Linked DNA regions of Homo sapiens: region 2 is linked to region 1. Evidence: chromatin loops called from intact Hi-C (ENCODE). Cell type or tissue: IMR-90. All regions are shown on one strand.

Evidence for each region. Hi-C counts contacts between places; a loop is a spot of excess contacts. Peaks named below come from ENCODE experiments on the same cell type or tissue, not always from the same donor. Only the 100,000 strongest peaks of a DNase experiment are listed, where the experiment ranks them.
Region 2: it touches region 1 in a loop (4-fold over the local background); 1 of 110 quality-filtered maps calls a loop at or near these places.

Annotation. Positions count from the first base shown.
Region 1 is chr3:175,394,644-175,402,643 of GRCh38, reverse strand. The region is part of intron 5 of NAALADL2 (N-acetylated alpha-linked acidic dipeptidase like 2); the gene reads right to left. It also overlaps the pseudogene RNU6-1233P. Among named protein-coding and RNA genes, the nearest start is that of MIR4789, 29 kb to the right of the region's middle. In IMR-90, no CTCF peak of the experiment used is centred here; a DNase peak (open chromatin) is centred at 3,763; H3K27ac peaks cover 4,029 bases.
Region 2 is chr3:174,944,795-174,952,794 of GRCh38, reverse strand. All of the region lies in intron 1 of NAALADL2 (N-acetylated alpha-linked acidic dipeptidase like 2), which reads right to left. Among named protein-coding and RNA genes, the nearest start is that of NAALADL2, 89 kb to the right of the region's middle. In IMR-90, no CTCF peak of the experiment used is centred here; DNase peaks (open chromatin) are centred at 1,554, 3,074 and 6,634; H3K27ac peaks cover 5,180 bases.

The DNA.
Region 1 (8,000 bases):
GAGAAACAGGATGACATCTATGGAGACTACAAATACTTAGTATAGTATAGCTGGAAAAATTATATACACCTGTTTATATAATTATAGATTATATTAAAATAGATGAGGCTGGAGGTAAGCAAGACTCAGATAAAAAGGATTCTGTTCACTAACTTATATTTGTGTATTATAGTAAGCAGTAGGGAGCCATTGAAAGAACTGAATCATTTGCAATGATCACTCTAAAAGCAATTTTAGAAAGGATTGAAGGAGACCCAGTTATGAGGCAAGAAGAAGCATCAGTCTGCTTGGCCCAAAGAATTGCTCTGGGGTAATCAGCTCATATTTGTGATGTTAAATGTGATTGCTTTCTATTAAAAGTAATCATCTGTCACATTAAATTAACTGTCAATTTGCTTTTTATTGACTTTATAGTTTTGTTTGTATTGAATGTGTAAATTACAATTTGTTTTATGTTTTCAAACTGGTTCCCATTCAGTGCCCCATAATACACATACCTGGTCATTAAAGATTAATTGTACCTGAAAAATTTAAATTTATTAAGAAATATTTTCCATCAACCTATTAATTCATATCAATCTAGTACCATGATTATAAGTGTCTAGAGAGATGAAAGTTAGATAGATTTGAATGAGAAAGAGAAGATATAAGTGCCTTAGGAAGTCACTCCATGAAGTTAATCTCAACTAGGCTTTAACATCTCCTGCCACCAAAATAACCTACATTATCAAATAATGCTCCTTAAATACTCATGATCGTCTACTGGACTTTTATGCTTACATGGAAGGAGCTTCACCGAAAAATAGCGATGTATTTCACTCCAGGTAAAATCAGTTGTGTCTCAGACTGAAAAATAGGTATACATATAATAAATACAGTCATGCACTGCATAAAAACGTTTTGGTCAATGGCAGACCACATATATGATGGTGGTCTCATATTGCACATTTTCTGTGTTTAGCTGTTTAGACACACAAATACTTCCCACTGTGTTACAATTTCCTGTAATGTTCAGTACAGTAACATGTCTTACAGGTACAGGTTTGTAGCCTAGGAGCAATAGGCTATACCTATAGCCCTGGTGTGTGTTAGGCTATATAATCTGGGTTTGTGTAAGTACACTCTCTGATAGGTACACAATGACTAAATTGCCTAAGGATTACCTCAGAACATATCCCTGCCTTTAAGTGACACTTGATTGTATGTACATAAATATACACACATTCCATTCAAAATATAAATCCTTTGACTTTTTTTTATTGTGATGATTTTGAAAAATTCTAACATTTTGAGTAAGAGTTAAAAGAAACCACCCATGTACTAGTAAATGTCTCTGACTAGGGCAGGATTGTTCCACAATTCAAAGCAAAACTTTCCATCTTTTTCATAATATGTATAGAAAACAATAATATCTGCACACTGGAGTACACAGATGTGGCTGTTTATGGCTGTAAATAACAGCCCAGGATTTCTGGTATCTTCAACCCCACCTGGCCTTCTCAAGGCTGAGGAATCAATAACTTCTATGTACCTGTACCTGTTTTGACCTACTGGTGTGTATTCCAGTTGGAAAGCTCTGGCTTAAAGAAGATTCAAGAGCTGAGAAAGAAGCCTTTGCTAGAAAGCCGCTAACTTTAGAGAAAGAATTAACTTGCTGCATAAAGGCTGATTGGCTTTTCTATCTTTAAATTAATAAAACTGTACATACCTTCAGCAGATGAGTCCAGCATTGAAATGGTAATACGTGCTAATTCAAATACCAACTTCCTGATTGATAATAGCTGCTTGGAGAGTTCTGTTGGGAGACATTCTAAGGCTTTGTCTAGGCCCAGTTGAAAATAATGCTGGATTGATGAATGACATTTATGATAGTTACAGTAGGGAAGAGTGGCATTATTAACTGACCCAGACCATAAGGTTGATTGTACAACATAAAATATATACTCTGCAACCCTTTCTTTAAACCTATTTTAAGAATTGAACTTTAAGCTTTATATCCTAGGTTTGTTTTATTGTTTTGGGTTATAAATAATCCAGCTGACAAACCCACCTTAATGCTTTGTTGTAGTTCATTTTGCTTGACTCAGTGCTTTCAATGTAGGTGCTTATTTTTATTGTTTTGTCTCTTTTTACTGATCTTGTAATATGTAGCTTATTTTATTCCCATTTATCTTTCACTTTTCAGTAGAGATTAAGAAATGGCCTCAAAGAAGGACACAGACAAACATGGTCCTGGTTCTAGAGGAAGCTAAATGTGTTCACTTTTCCTGTGAGCTTTACACAGGAGTTTCTGCAACATAAAAGAGATCACAAGGCCAGTACCGATGAAGCCCTTGATCCTGTGCTTGTTACCTGGGAAAGACTGACAGTAATACCTTAAAAATCATTGTCTCTGTGACTTAGGAGAAACAGGACAAATTATCCTAGCATGAAATATAGCCCAAGAATATTGTGGGAATAACGCAGATTGATTTTTTTTCTCTTTTCTGAATTCACATCTGTATCCCTCTTTCAGATATTTATTGACTGCTCAGTTCAGTCCCTTTTCATATAGAGAATGAGGGTATATTTCATTTGTTCAAAACTACAAAAATAATCATACCTCTTATCTTTCAAATAAAAATCAACTTTGCTCTCAACATGTTTGATGTCTGGAACATATCAATTAATATCTTCACTTCAGAGATTCATTACATAAAATGTTGGAATCTATGCTATAGCATTACCATAAAGAGTTGGATTAAATAGGAAAATGAACAGATACACCAAAAGGAAAGTGGGCAAGACATAAACGTCAGAGGTGTTTGAACTGGAGCAACTGCATCTTCAACAGGAGCCGGGTAAAATAAGGCTGAGACCTTCTGGGCTGCATTCCCAGACTTAGAATTCCTAAAACATTCTAAGTCACAGGGTGAGAGAGGAGGTCGGCAAAAGATACAGGTCATAAAGACCTTGCTGACAAAACAGGTTGCAGTAAAGTAGCCGGCCAAAACCCACCAAAACCAAGATGGTGATGAGAGTGATCTCTGGTCATCCTCACTGCTACGCTCCTGCCAGCACCATGACAGTTTACAAATGCCATGGCAACATCAGGAAGTTACACTTTATGGTCTAAAAAGGGAGGCATGAATAATCCACCCCTTGTTTAGCATATCATCAAGAAATAACCATAAAAATGGTCAACCAGCAGCCCACAGGGCTGATCTGTCTATGGAGTAGCTATACTTTCATTCCTTTATTTTCCTAATAAACTGGCACAAATGAGGCTGGGACTTGCTGGGCTGCATTCCCGGAAAGTTAGGTATTCCTAGCCTCTACATGCTTCAGGTTAAGGGAACAGATGGATGATGTTTACTAAACAGACCCAGACTTGGGAGTGTCCTGATATCCCAATAACTTGAGAACAAAGGCATTCCTAATTTTGCTTTAAAGTCAGTAATATTAATTCTTGCAAAATATAGTAATTAAGAAAATTAATCCTTTATCACAAACCCTTGTAGCAGAGCACATCTCCTCATGATCTTTTTCTTTTTAACTTAGGTAAAAGAAAGTACCTAGGTTAAAAAAAAGTATTCTCTTTTTTTTATTTTTTATTTTTTTAACTAGGTTAAAAAAAATTGTACCTAGGGTGGACACATTCCTCCTCTTACTTTCGAGAATGCTCTACTCTGTTTATGGAGTAGCTGTTCTTTCATCATTTTACTTTCTTAATAAACTTGTTTTTGCTTTGCACTGTTGACTCACCCTTAATTCTTTCTTGCGCAAGATCCAAGAACCCTCTCTTGGGGTCTGGATCGGGACCCCTATCCTGTAACATAAATAGTGTATTCATACAATAATAAATAAAATGACTAATAAACTTAAATGTTCTATTTGCTAGTCATCAAAGAAATGTAAATTAAAATGAAACCCATGTGGAAATGTTTAAAATAAAACAACGATGTAATTCCAGGAAACAGGCACTCTCCTCCAGGGGTATAATCTTCCTGGAGGCTAGTTTGACAATATTTATCAATACCTTTAAGTGTCATTTACAGTAGTTCAACTCAGCAGTTCCTTTTCTGAAAAGATATCCTAAGAAAAATTTCTGCAAAAACTTCCTTATAGTTGTTTTTAGTGGTCTCTCTAAGAGTAACTTAGCCCTAAAGCACATAACAGAGTTTGAAAACAATACAATGAGAACCATACAGTGCTTTCATCATGTGGATACAGATTAGCAGAGGAGGGGAATTAGAAGATTTTAAAGGACCGGGGCAATCCGTGCTTGCAAAGGATGGAAAAAAAAAAAAAAAAAAAAAAGTAGCAGAAGCATCACTAATTAAGAATGAAAGTTTCCTGGATGTCAGCTTCAAATCCTGCTGAGGGTCAAGTCTGGGGCTGTCTTTTTACTTCCTTCTGTGTCTCTAATTAATTAGTGTCTTTCTCTTGTTCTTTCACCAGGAAATCTAACTTGCATGCACAAAAAAATCATCCTTGGCTTTGTCAATGTCCCTGCTAAACAAGCATGATGGGTTACACACTTCCCTTCACTCCAAATGAACAGAAACTTTCTCACTGAAATATTTAACAAGAAAAGTCATAGTTTTGTTTGTTCATTAGTTTTTTTTGTTTGTTTTGGGGGCACAATACCTTAAAGAACATCCAATTCAACACTTCAATTTTGTAAATCAAGAGATAAGACTAAAACAATAAACTGGCTTTACTGTGTTAATAACATGGCAGGGATTACAACCTGGGTGGTTAGGGAAACTCTTAGCCCAATTCCCCTATAAAGCAAAAAGGCCCCTAATCTTCACCAGAAAATTAATGCATCACTTCTCTCAAGGGCTATGAAACTGTAAACAGTAAGTTGTAAACTGTTTTCCAAGATACTTACATAAGCCACATGAAGCTATGTGTGCATTTGACCCAGAAACTTGAAGTGCATATATTACAACAAATAAAACACGGTGTACCCACAGAATTCTCAGGAGAATCTTTCTATCCAGAAATCACACTCGCTTCATGTTTTAATGTTGCTGTTAGAGAATAAGAAGGGACTTGTCCAGCTCACTGAACCTGCTTTCAACAAGATAACAGAATTATAACTGGATGTCACTGCTGCTCAGCCTTCCTGTCCCTAGGGGAATTCAGTGGGCTCAGAAATAAATATTCACCCCATGAAGCTGTGACCTTATTGTGCCCTCTATGTTTGGCTATGGATTGTGGGCAAATCCCTCTGTTATACCTGTGCCCCACTTCACTCCCTTGCGTACCTCAAAAAAAAAATTTAGAACTGTTTAGAAATGGTGGGAATTGCTTGCTTTGGTAGCACATGTACTATAATTGGAATGATACAGAGAAGATTAGCATGGCCTCTGTGAAAGGATGACATGCAAATTTGTGAAGCATATTTTTTTAAAAATGTATAAAATAATAACAACTAAAAAAATTGTGGCAATAAAAGCATCTCATTAACAGGAGGTTGAAACTAAATTCTCAAGTGGGCAATATAGACAAATAGGTGTTGTTGTTGTTGTTGTTGTTGTTTCCATGGAACGGCAATCACACTGTTAATGACTCCATAATACGAAAATGCCACTAAGTATCAAGGCACTATAATATATATTTTTAAATGTAAAATAGGTCTCAAATTCAGTAAGCAAGTGTATTCGTCTGTCCTCACACTGCTAAAAAAGACATCCAAGACTGGGTAATTTATAAAGAAAAGAGGTTTAATTGACTCACAGTTCTGCAGGGTTGGGGAGGCCTCAGGAAACTTATAATAATGGCAGAAGGGGAAGCAAACATGTCCTTCTTCACATGGCAGCAGCAAGGAGAAGCACAGAGTGAAGGTGGTGGGGGAAGCTCCTTATAAAACCATTAGATCTTGTGAGGACTCACTCAGTCACAAGAACAGCATGGACATAACCATCCCCATGATTGAATTACCTCCCACCATGTCCCTCCCACAACACGTGGGTTTATGGGAACTACAATTCAAGATGAGATTTGGTTGGGGACACAGCCAAACCATGTCAGTAAGTATAACCAAAGACCTAGATTTCTGGCGTCTCTAGTGCATGATGACAGTTGCTTTGGGACTTAATGCAAGGAAAAAAAAAATCCATTTGGTTATGTGTGCTTCAATCTACTTGATCTAATAACTGTAGGTCCCAGTGGAAATTCACACCGTGGATGTATTATCCAGAAGGAAAGAAGTTAATAAAATATTAGTGATGTACCTCTCAATAACAAATGTATTCAACATTACTTATCAAATATTGATCATATTAAAAATCTTGGCATTTTTAATATGGTTTTAATTTTTAATCTGGTTTTTAAATTAAAATCAGTACTGAAAGATGGCCTCCTACTCTTGGGAGTATTTTCTAACACTTTACTCAGAATGAACTACTTTGTATGAAGCTCATGACTTACAACATCATTGTATTTTGTCCTGTACGCATAAGGTCATAAGAAAATTCATCTTTCATACTATATATGGTTACCTAGGAAGACGGTCATGGACTGAAAGATATTTGTCACATATATGGGTTTTATTTTATGATTTAACGGCAGGATTCCATTGCTATTCATCAACTAATAAAATTTACCCATCTATGCACAGTGAGTTGTTTATTGAATACAGCAAGATTGATTTTAGCAGTTTTGGCAGGTGAAAATTAAAACCATGCTTGCTTTGTTCCAATGCTTGGTAATATGCAAAGTAACAAAGGAACTAGAAGAGAAGCAGTTCATATATTTCTTGAAGTCAGAGGTCAAGGATTGGTTCATACTGCCATTTCATTGCTCATAAAATATAAAATAATACAGCAAACTTCCTCATGAGAGGGGCAGCTGTTATTATTGTAGCAAGTTATATTTGAAAACAGCGGCCTTTTTCAGAGATGGATAGCTATCATTATTATCATGAGTATGCAAAGATTATACAGAAATCAGCAATTAATACTTCACAAAATTACATGAAAATGGCAAATGAAGTTCCGCCTTGATCTTTGCTGAATTAACATTCCAGGCATGTGGTCATATTGAAATTTTAACTCACAATGATGGGTCAGTTTCCTATAGATTCAGGGCTGTTGTTGGGATCTTGGAATTCCTAAAGGAATGCATACTTAGCACATCACCTTGCCAATCCATTAGTCTATTTCAATTTGTTAATGGATAGCTACTGAGAAACTGGCTGCCCTTCTCAAGAGTATGACATTTTTGGGGAATGAATAAATCTTCAAGGCATGATAGAAAAGATGAATAACAGTGGGCTCCCCTTATCCATAGTTTAGTTTTCCTCAGATTCAGTTACCCATGATCAACTGCAATCTGAAAATATTAAATGAAAATTTCAAAAAATAAACAAATCATAAGTTTTTAATTGTACACTCTTCTGAGTGGTGTAATGAGTAGTGTAATGAAATCTTGCACTGTCCCCCACCATCCTGCCTGGGATGTGAATGATCTCCCTGTCCAGCATTATACATATAATGCTGTATGCATTATGGACCTGCCCATTAGTCACTTAGTAGCCATCTCAGTCATCAGGTCAACTGTCTTGGTATCCCAACGCTTGTGTTCAAATCATCCTTATTTTACTTAGTAATAGGTCCAAAGCATGAAAGTAGTGATGTTGGCAATTGTGACATGCCAAAGATAAGCAGTGTTTTTCTTGAATAAAAAGGTGAAAGTTCTCAACTTAATAAAGAAAAAAAAAATCACATGCTGAGATTGCTAAAATCGGAGGTAAGAATGAATTGTCTGTCAAATTGTGAGAAGGGAAAAAAATTGTGCTAGTTTTGCTGTTGCACCTCAGACTTGGAAAGTTACTGTCACAGTATATGATTAGTGCTTAGTAAATATGGAAAAGGCATTAGCATGAACAGAAACGTGCTGATTGACTGTAATGGCGTTCAGTAATATCTGTGGTTTCAGGCATCCACTTGGGGTCTTGGAGCATATCCCCTGCAGATAAGGGGAGACTACTGTAGTACAATCTATGTCTG
Region 2 (8,000 bases), 450 kb after region 1:
TAATGTCATGCAGGCTTCCTTATACCCAGATATAAATCCATCTTTAGTACAGACTGTTATCACTTTTAAAAGCAACACCATAGACTCCAATTTAGTACATTAATTTCCATGGGTTACAAACACAACCACGTCAGCAACCTCCTTACGTGTCTTCCCATTACCATGTTTCAGTCCAATATTCCCCTCTATTATCTGTGCCTGTCTGCCTTCCTCAATAGACTGAGGTCATGGTCCATTTTCTAGTAGTGTGTGGCTCAGAGTAAAAGCAATCACAATAGATGTGCCTACTGAACTCAATATTTAGGACCAAACACCCCTGGCTTTCTTCTTTATTCAATTATCTCTGAGGTTATAGGAAAATTGCTATCACAGGCAAATCCTGTCTAAAGTGGGGAAAATAAGCAATTGATTTGAGCTGCAGTCTGAGAATTATATAATTAGGCCAGAATGCTTAATGTTAAAAGAGTCACGAAGGGGAACAGAGATTCATCTGTGAGACAAATATGTATTGGATATTTACTAAGTGCTGAGTGCTGAAGATTAAAATATAAGACAACCTACTTTAAGTGTCATAGAGAAAATTAGTGCAATGTAATATGATAAGAACTATGTTAGAAAGATGAACAGATTACCATAGTGGTATCACAAATTAGGATCTGACGGGTCTGGAGATTTAGTTGTACCAAAGATGTAGTATGTAGCAAATAAAATTTTACAGAACAAGTGTTTGATCTTTGGCCTTGGAAATGAATAAGAGTTTGCCTAATGAATTAGACAGGGGAAGGCAACAGAGATAAGAGAAAAAGCATGTTCAGAGGCATAGAGTAACACAAAATTATCTTAGGTTTAGAAAACTGAAGAGCTTGGTATGCTTGGAATAAAGGGTTTGATATAGGGGAATAATAACAGACCAAGGCTATAAATCAATGTTGAATAATACAGGACATCACTAGTGGTTTTAAGGAAAGAGAAATTATGGCAGTAAGAACAGAGTGGGGGTAATAATAGAAAAATAACATTTAACCAGCAAGTATTTGTAAAATATTTTGAAGTATTTTGCTAGACATATTGCAGGAAGGATGATGCAACACAAAGTTATATTGATTACAACATTTAAAGTTGAAGGCGTCTATCGACAAGTAAAAAGAATATAAAAGCACTTAGGCACAACTTTTGTTTTATTACCTGAACTCTTTATATTAACTTTACCTAAACATATATTGCCTCACCATCTACTATCAATTAAAATTAAAAAGATTTAGAGAAAGAAGGGAAGGAGAACACAGATTAGGATCAGCATAAAATACCCTTTCAAGCATAACCTCTCTATACTTTGGAGATAATAAATTCACTCCGCCTATTTTCTCTTTTTTTGATCATTTTAGTTGAGTCGTATCTGTCAGCATATTTGTTCATAATGTGAGCTTGCAGGTTCTTTCTTACCATATCATTTAGAAGGCTGTCCCTAGTTTGCTGTTCTAATGGAAAAAGCTAACGATTTATTCTTGCCTCCTGAGAATTACATTCACGTCTCAACTTAACATGACTCATGAAGGTATTTTTGCTACATTTACATCCCAACTTAACATGACTCATGAAGGTATTATTCCAAATATGAAGTATGGAATACTTTCTAACTAAAATAGGGTTGTATAGGTCTTCATTGCAGGAAATGATGTAATTTGAAATTTTAAGCATTATTCTCTTTTTATGTAAAATTATTTTTCTTTATTACAGAAATAGAAATGTGAAAAATACAGATTGGCATGTTTGCTAATGACACCAGCACATCCTTCTGTCCTTTATCTTTTTCTCTGTCCTTCCATCCTTTATCTAAAGAGACAAGTAGAGAGGAAAAGAGATAAATAGCTAGATACATAGATGAATAAAGAGATAGATATAAACATACAAATGTTAATAGCTATTTGATTCAAATGAAATTAAATTACAAATTATTTTGTAAGCTCCTTAATTTTCAGTTTGACCATATTTCTATTTTATTATTTTTGTAAAATGCTACTTTTATGATGCTAAGTATGTCATATTACAAATATGAATTGTTTGACTAGCCTTTTATAGTGGCATGCTAAAATTGTTTCAAATTATTGACAATTAAAACAAAGTTGTGCACAACCTTACTATTTGGGGGAATAATTTTCTAGGATGACTATTTTAAAAAAAGGCTTTGAACTCTTCAAGAACACCATATATAGTTCAAAAACATTTCAAAAGTATCAAAGCCCAGATTTAAAAAGGATCCTAGCTTTTTTAGAAAAATAGTGCTCACTTGATTATCAACTCATTGTTTTTTGGCTATGACACAAAATCTACTGTGATGAATAGAATCATGTATATGTATGTTTTACACAGCAAAGTATAACAATGAAAATCAATGCATTGGTCAAATTAGTCAAACCAAGCATATTTCCAAGGATTTGTGGACAACCAAAATTTGTGATTCTCAAGATATACCAGGTATTATAAAACTTTTGGGAACTCTTCAGAGATGCAGATTCCCAAAATCTACTCCCTACTCTCAATTCATATTCAGTAGGTTTGTAGAGTCCTTGGTAAAACCAAGGACTCTACACTTTCATCAAGTATGTAAGATCTGGGGGCGACCAAAGTTTCTCTGTAAAGGGACAGATAGTAGATATTTTAAACTTTGGTATTCTCTGTCTCTTATTTTTATTTTGTTGTCATTGATTGTTTTTTGTACTCCTTTAAAAATAGGAAACCAATACTTAGCAAACCGGGTCATAAAAAACTGACCAGGCTGGATTTGATCTGCTGGCTGTAGTTTGCTTAGACCTGCCCTCAATGGTTCCAATGCAAATAGACAATGGATAACAATCTTGAGAACTGCTGCTCAAGACCAGTGCACAAAAAGGAGCACAGAGAATCTGGGAATGGATAGTTATCTCAATATGCTATTATTTGGCACATATTAGTATTACTCTTGCTCCACACTTCTTCTTCCGAATAGCAGTGAAGACATATTCTGTTGTTGAATGTTTAGCTACTGTAGCTAAGGGTAACTTTGTTTGTTTTCTTTGGCCATGTCCTAAAAGGACAGAACACTGATCATTTCTCTGCAGTGAATTGTAAGATTATACTAACATTCCTTTGTAAAGGGCATAGTGCAATGGTGTTCCGTGTTTATAGTATGGCTCATTTGTGATGTTGGTCCTGGTCCAAATTCTGAGGTTGCAGATGGAACTAAAGTCAATGTAGTGTGAAATATATTAAAAGCCAATAATAGCTGATTACTGAATTTGTTTTTTTTACACCAATATAAAAAATTATATTTTTCAATGATGGCTGCAACAATATCCCCCATTACACTGTGTGACTTTGACACTCTACCTACTAAGAGATGGTATCAGGGACAACCCTCCCCACCCCTTGGAACTGGGCAGGCTTGCAACCATGGCAGAAGTGATATTATGTGACTTTCGAGGCTAGGTCGTAACAGGTAAAATAGATTCCAATTGGCTTTCTGGGGACACTTGCACCTGAAACCCTACTGGGTGTTGTGAGAAAGCCCATTTGAAGGGCTATGGGTAAGAGCTATGGCCTGAATGTTTATGTTTCCCCCAAATTCCTATGCTGAAATAATCACCCCCAGGGTGATGGTAGTAGGAGGTAGGATCTTTGGGGAATGACTAGGTCAAGAGGGTGGGATCTTTGGGAGATGATTAGGTCAAGAGGGTAGAGAACTCATAAAAGGAATTTGTGTCTTTATAAAAGAAGCACCAGAGAGACCCCTTTCTCTTCTGCCATGTGAGGCTAGAGTGAGAAGACAACTGTGTATGAGGAAGTGGGCCTTCACCAGACATCAAATTCACCAGCACCTTGATCTTGGACTTCCCTGCCTCCAGAATTGGGAGAAATAAAATTTCTGTTGTTTATAAGTCACCCAGTCTATCATATTTTCTTATAGCAGCCTGAAAGAACTAAGACAGTAAGTGTTTCAACTGACAGTCCAGATGAGGACTCAGTCTAAAACCAGTATCAATGGACAAATACATCAGTGCAGACAGCCCTAGATGATTCCAGCCCCCAGTTTTTGAGTCACCACAGCCATCAAATCTTCCCAGAAGAGACCCCTGACATCATGGAAGAAAGAAAAGCCATCTTTATTGTTCTGTGTCCAAATTCCTGTCCCATAGAAGCCATGAAAGATAATAAAATGACTGTGTTGTGACACTCAGTTTTAGGAAGATTGGTTAAGTAGTAATAGTCACAATAAAGTACCAGACAAAAGTTATCTTTAGTGACATCTGATAAATTCAACATTCATAAAAAAATAAATTCTTGCCAGGCGTGGTGGCTCACGCCTGTAATCCCAGCACTTTGAGAGGCCGAGGCGGGTGGATCACCTGAGGTCAGGAGTTCAAGACCAGCCTGGCCAACATGGTGAAACCCCGTCTCTACTAAAATTACAAAAATTAGCCGGGTTTGGTGGCACACGCCTATAGTCCCAGCTACTAGGGAGGCTGAGGCAAGAGAACTGCTTCAACCCGGGAGGTGGAAGTTGCAGTGAGCGGAGATCAAGCCAATGCACTCCAGTCTGGGCGACAGAGCAAGACTCCATCTCAAAAATAAATAAATAAATAAATAAATAAATAAGTTCTATATGGGCCTCCATGAATATATTTATGTGTAAGAATGCCCTAATGACATTTCAGGAAACATTTTGTATTTTAAAGAATTAAATTTAGTTACGGGTTTAACTGGCAAAAATTAACAATATGTCAAGTTTCGTGTCAAAGGTGTTACATGTCTAATTAAATATAATTATATAAAATGTTAAAAATAGCAGTTCATAACTATATTTACATCTATGTAGGTATACAGCAAAATTAAATATTAGTTACTAAAATGGCAGCAAGTTTACCAAAATAAAATATATTTGTTATTAGAAAATAAAGCTCAGTGCAAGTCTTTGAAATAATAATTATAATAATTTAGACACCACTGACAACAGAATATGTACATACAGAAGAATGTGTGCACATATGTGTATGTGTGTGTATATGTGTCAGTATGTGTGTGTGTGTGTCTGTATATATATCACTATTCATGTGGATTTTTTTTTAAAACCTGTATACTAGAAGACCAAAGAAAAAAAATAAAAGATTTCTTAAAAGTTATCAGTGTTTTTTTTCCCAAGAATAATAAATTTATAAAGAAGAACTATTAGCATCATTCCTAAATTCCATTTTCACTGAGAGTCCCACATTCTTCTTATGTCTTGAAAAGAATAGTACTTTCCAGGGAATTTTTAAAAATTCAAATTACAATACTACCATTCCTAACCATGGTCAGCACTTAAGGAAGGAACTGTTAATCTTAGAAAAAGGTCATATTCAGATTATGCCTATAAATTTGATCAAAGTGAAACCATAAAACAGCAATCTTCAGCTCTGCTTTTCCAGGAAGGCTTATAAATTTTCCTTTGCAAGGGTTGGGATAACTGAACATGTAATCTTGTGCAAAAAAGAAAAAAACAAAAAACAAACAAACAAAAAAACCCACTCATGTTGCATTTGAAAGAAGACAATGCTGAGAGTTGCTTTTAACCTACAACCTGACCAGAATAACTATAATATAGAAAAATCAGTATCATGTGGCAGCAAAATTATACATTTGACCCTCCTAGAGATAAATGCACTATAGATAAGTTATGATGCTCTAACTGAGCACAACGCAATTAAGCACAGTTATATATCAAGGATTTTATATGGCTTTGAGCTGAGGTGAAGGGTTACTAAGTGACGGTTCTAGCTTCACAACTTTTGAATGTTTATTTTTGTTAGCAAGTAGCAGATTCCTTTATTAAGTCTGTGAGCTACAGTAGCAAAGCAACTGCCTAAGAAATATTCATGTGTTCAATATAAATGAATATAAAATAGAAATGTTCATATGTTCAATATAAATGAATATAAGAATTGCAAGAGAGTATGCAGAGTTTTCACTGTGTATTTAAACACGTTAGAACTGTCAGAGACCTAAGTATACTCCTAATTGATCTTCCTACTTCACATCTACCTTTCCACATTCTCTCTTTCTCCGTTCTTCCCTCCCTTTCTCTTTTCCTCCCTCCTTTCTTCATAATACACTTCCATCTTCCTTCACTCTTTATTATTTTGTGAAAACAGAATCACAAAAATGTTTCAACTATGTATAAATAAAAATGATTAATAAAAGAAAATACATTCAGAACTTACTTGATACTATAACATGCACTGTTCTAAGTGACTTTAAAAGTATTGCCTCATATAATTCTCAAAGTAATCCTATATGAGATAGGCGACATCATATTCCCTGTTTAACTAAAAGAAAACAGAATGACATAAACATTACACTTTGGCCAAAGTTATACAACTAGGAAAACAGGATTCAAGTCTAGGTAGCGTGACTCCAAAATCTGCCATCTTTACCATAGATTCTATTACTGAATTTTTGTGAAATACTTTATTTACACTAGACCAAACATACATTGGCCTAATGTAAATAAAGACCTAATGTATATTATATTTAACTAGTTTTTATAAAAAACGCATTCCATTGAGAAATATTAAGTAAAAGAAGTACCTAGGAGCTCAAATTCTTGATAGGCTTAGGAAACTTGGCAAGAATTGGAGAAATATATAGAGAAATAAACAAGAGGAATAGTCACAGAATTAGGTCACATTTTTTCTGTCTCATTCTGAATAATTTTTTTTTTTTTTTTTTTTTTTTTTTTGAGGCAGAGTCTCACTGTTGCGCAGGCTGGAGTACAGTGGCAGGATCTCAGCTCACTGCAACCTCCACCTCCTGGGTTCAAGTGATTCTCCTGCCTCAGCCTCCCAATCAGCTGGGACCGCAGGTGCATGCCACCACACCTGGCTAATATTTTGTATTTTTAGTAGAGACTGGTTTCACCGTGTTAGCCAGGATGGTCTTGATCTCCTGACTTCACGATCTGCCCGCCTCAGCCTCCCAGAGTGCTGGGATTACAGGCGTGAGCCACCTTGCCCAGCCCTTCTGAAGAATATTTTGAGAGTAAAAGGGAGTCTTCAAGGGACCTCTCCAATTCCATTCTTCTAAGTGATTTCTAGGCCACAAATTCTAGGAATTTTAATATAGGTTTCCCAATTACTTATAGAACCAAGCCACGTTCAAATGTCATTTATTCAATCTTGAAGTCTGGGATACAAGTGCTCAAAACGTTTGAGAATTCTATTAAAGAATATCTTTGGAAAACCTCAGGGAATCCAGGAAATTTGGGTAGCTCAAGCTTTTGCTTTCCAAAGGTGCTATAACTCATTTTGCTGTCAAATTTTTGCCCCAGGGATTCAAGATTAGAATTTTAAATGTAGGCCAAATCTCAGATAATAGGCAATGCAGTATCACAGAAGAGCAGAAAATATGCATCAACCAGGCCTGAGTGAAAATATTTGCTTCTCCAGTTATCATCCCTAGTGCAAAAGGGGCTTCATAAGCCTCAGTTTCTTTATCTGTCAAGTAGTGATACCAGTACTAACCTTGTACAATAGTTATAAGGATTAAATTTGATTATGTTTGAAAAAGTGCTTGGCTCAGAGCCTGGTACACGGTTTCTCATTAATTCTGGTATACCTCTTTTTCCACAAATGGAGAAATACAGACAACCATTTACACCTATTGTTTGTAAGCACTGCATGATCTTTTCAGATTATTGCTTTGTAGAAATCTAAAACCTAGATGGGGAGGGGGTAGCCAAGATGGCTGACTAGAAGCAGCTAGTGTGCTGCCTCTCACCCAGAAGAACTGAAGGGGCAAGTAAATACGGCACCTTCAACTGAAACATCCAGTACTCATCAAGGACTAATCAAGGAAACAACTCAACCCACAGAGAACAAAGAAACTTAAGGCAGGATGATGGCCCACTGGGGAGTGACATGGAGCCAGTGGAAACTCCCTGCCCAGGGAAGTGGTGACAGAATGTGTGACCCCTGGGAACCCATGCTTCT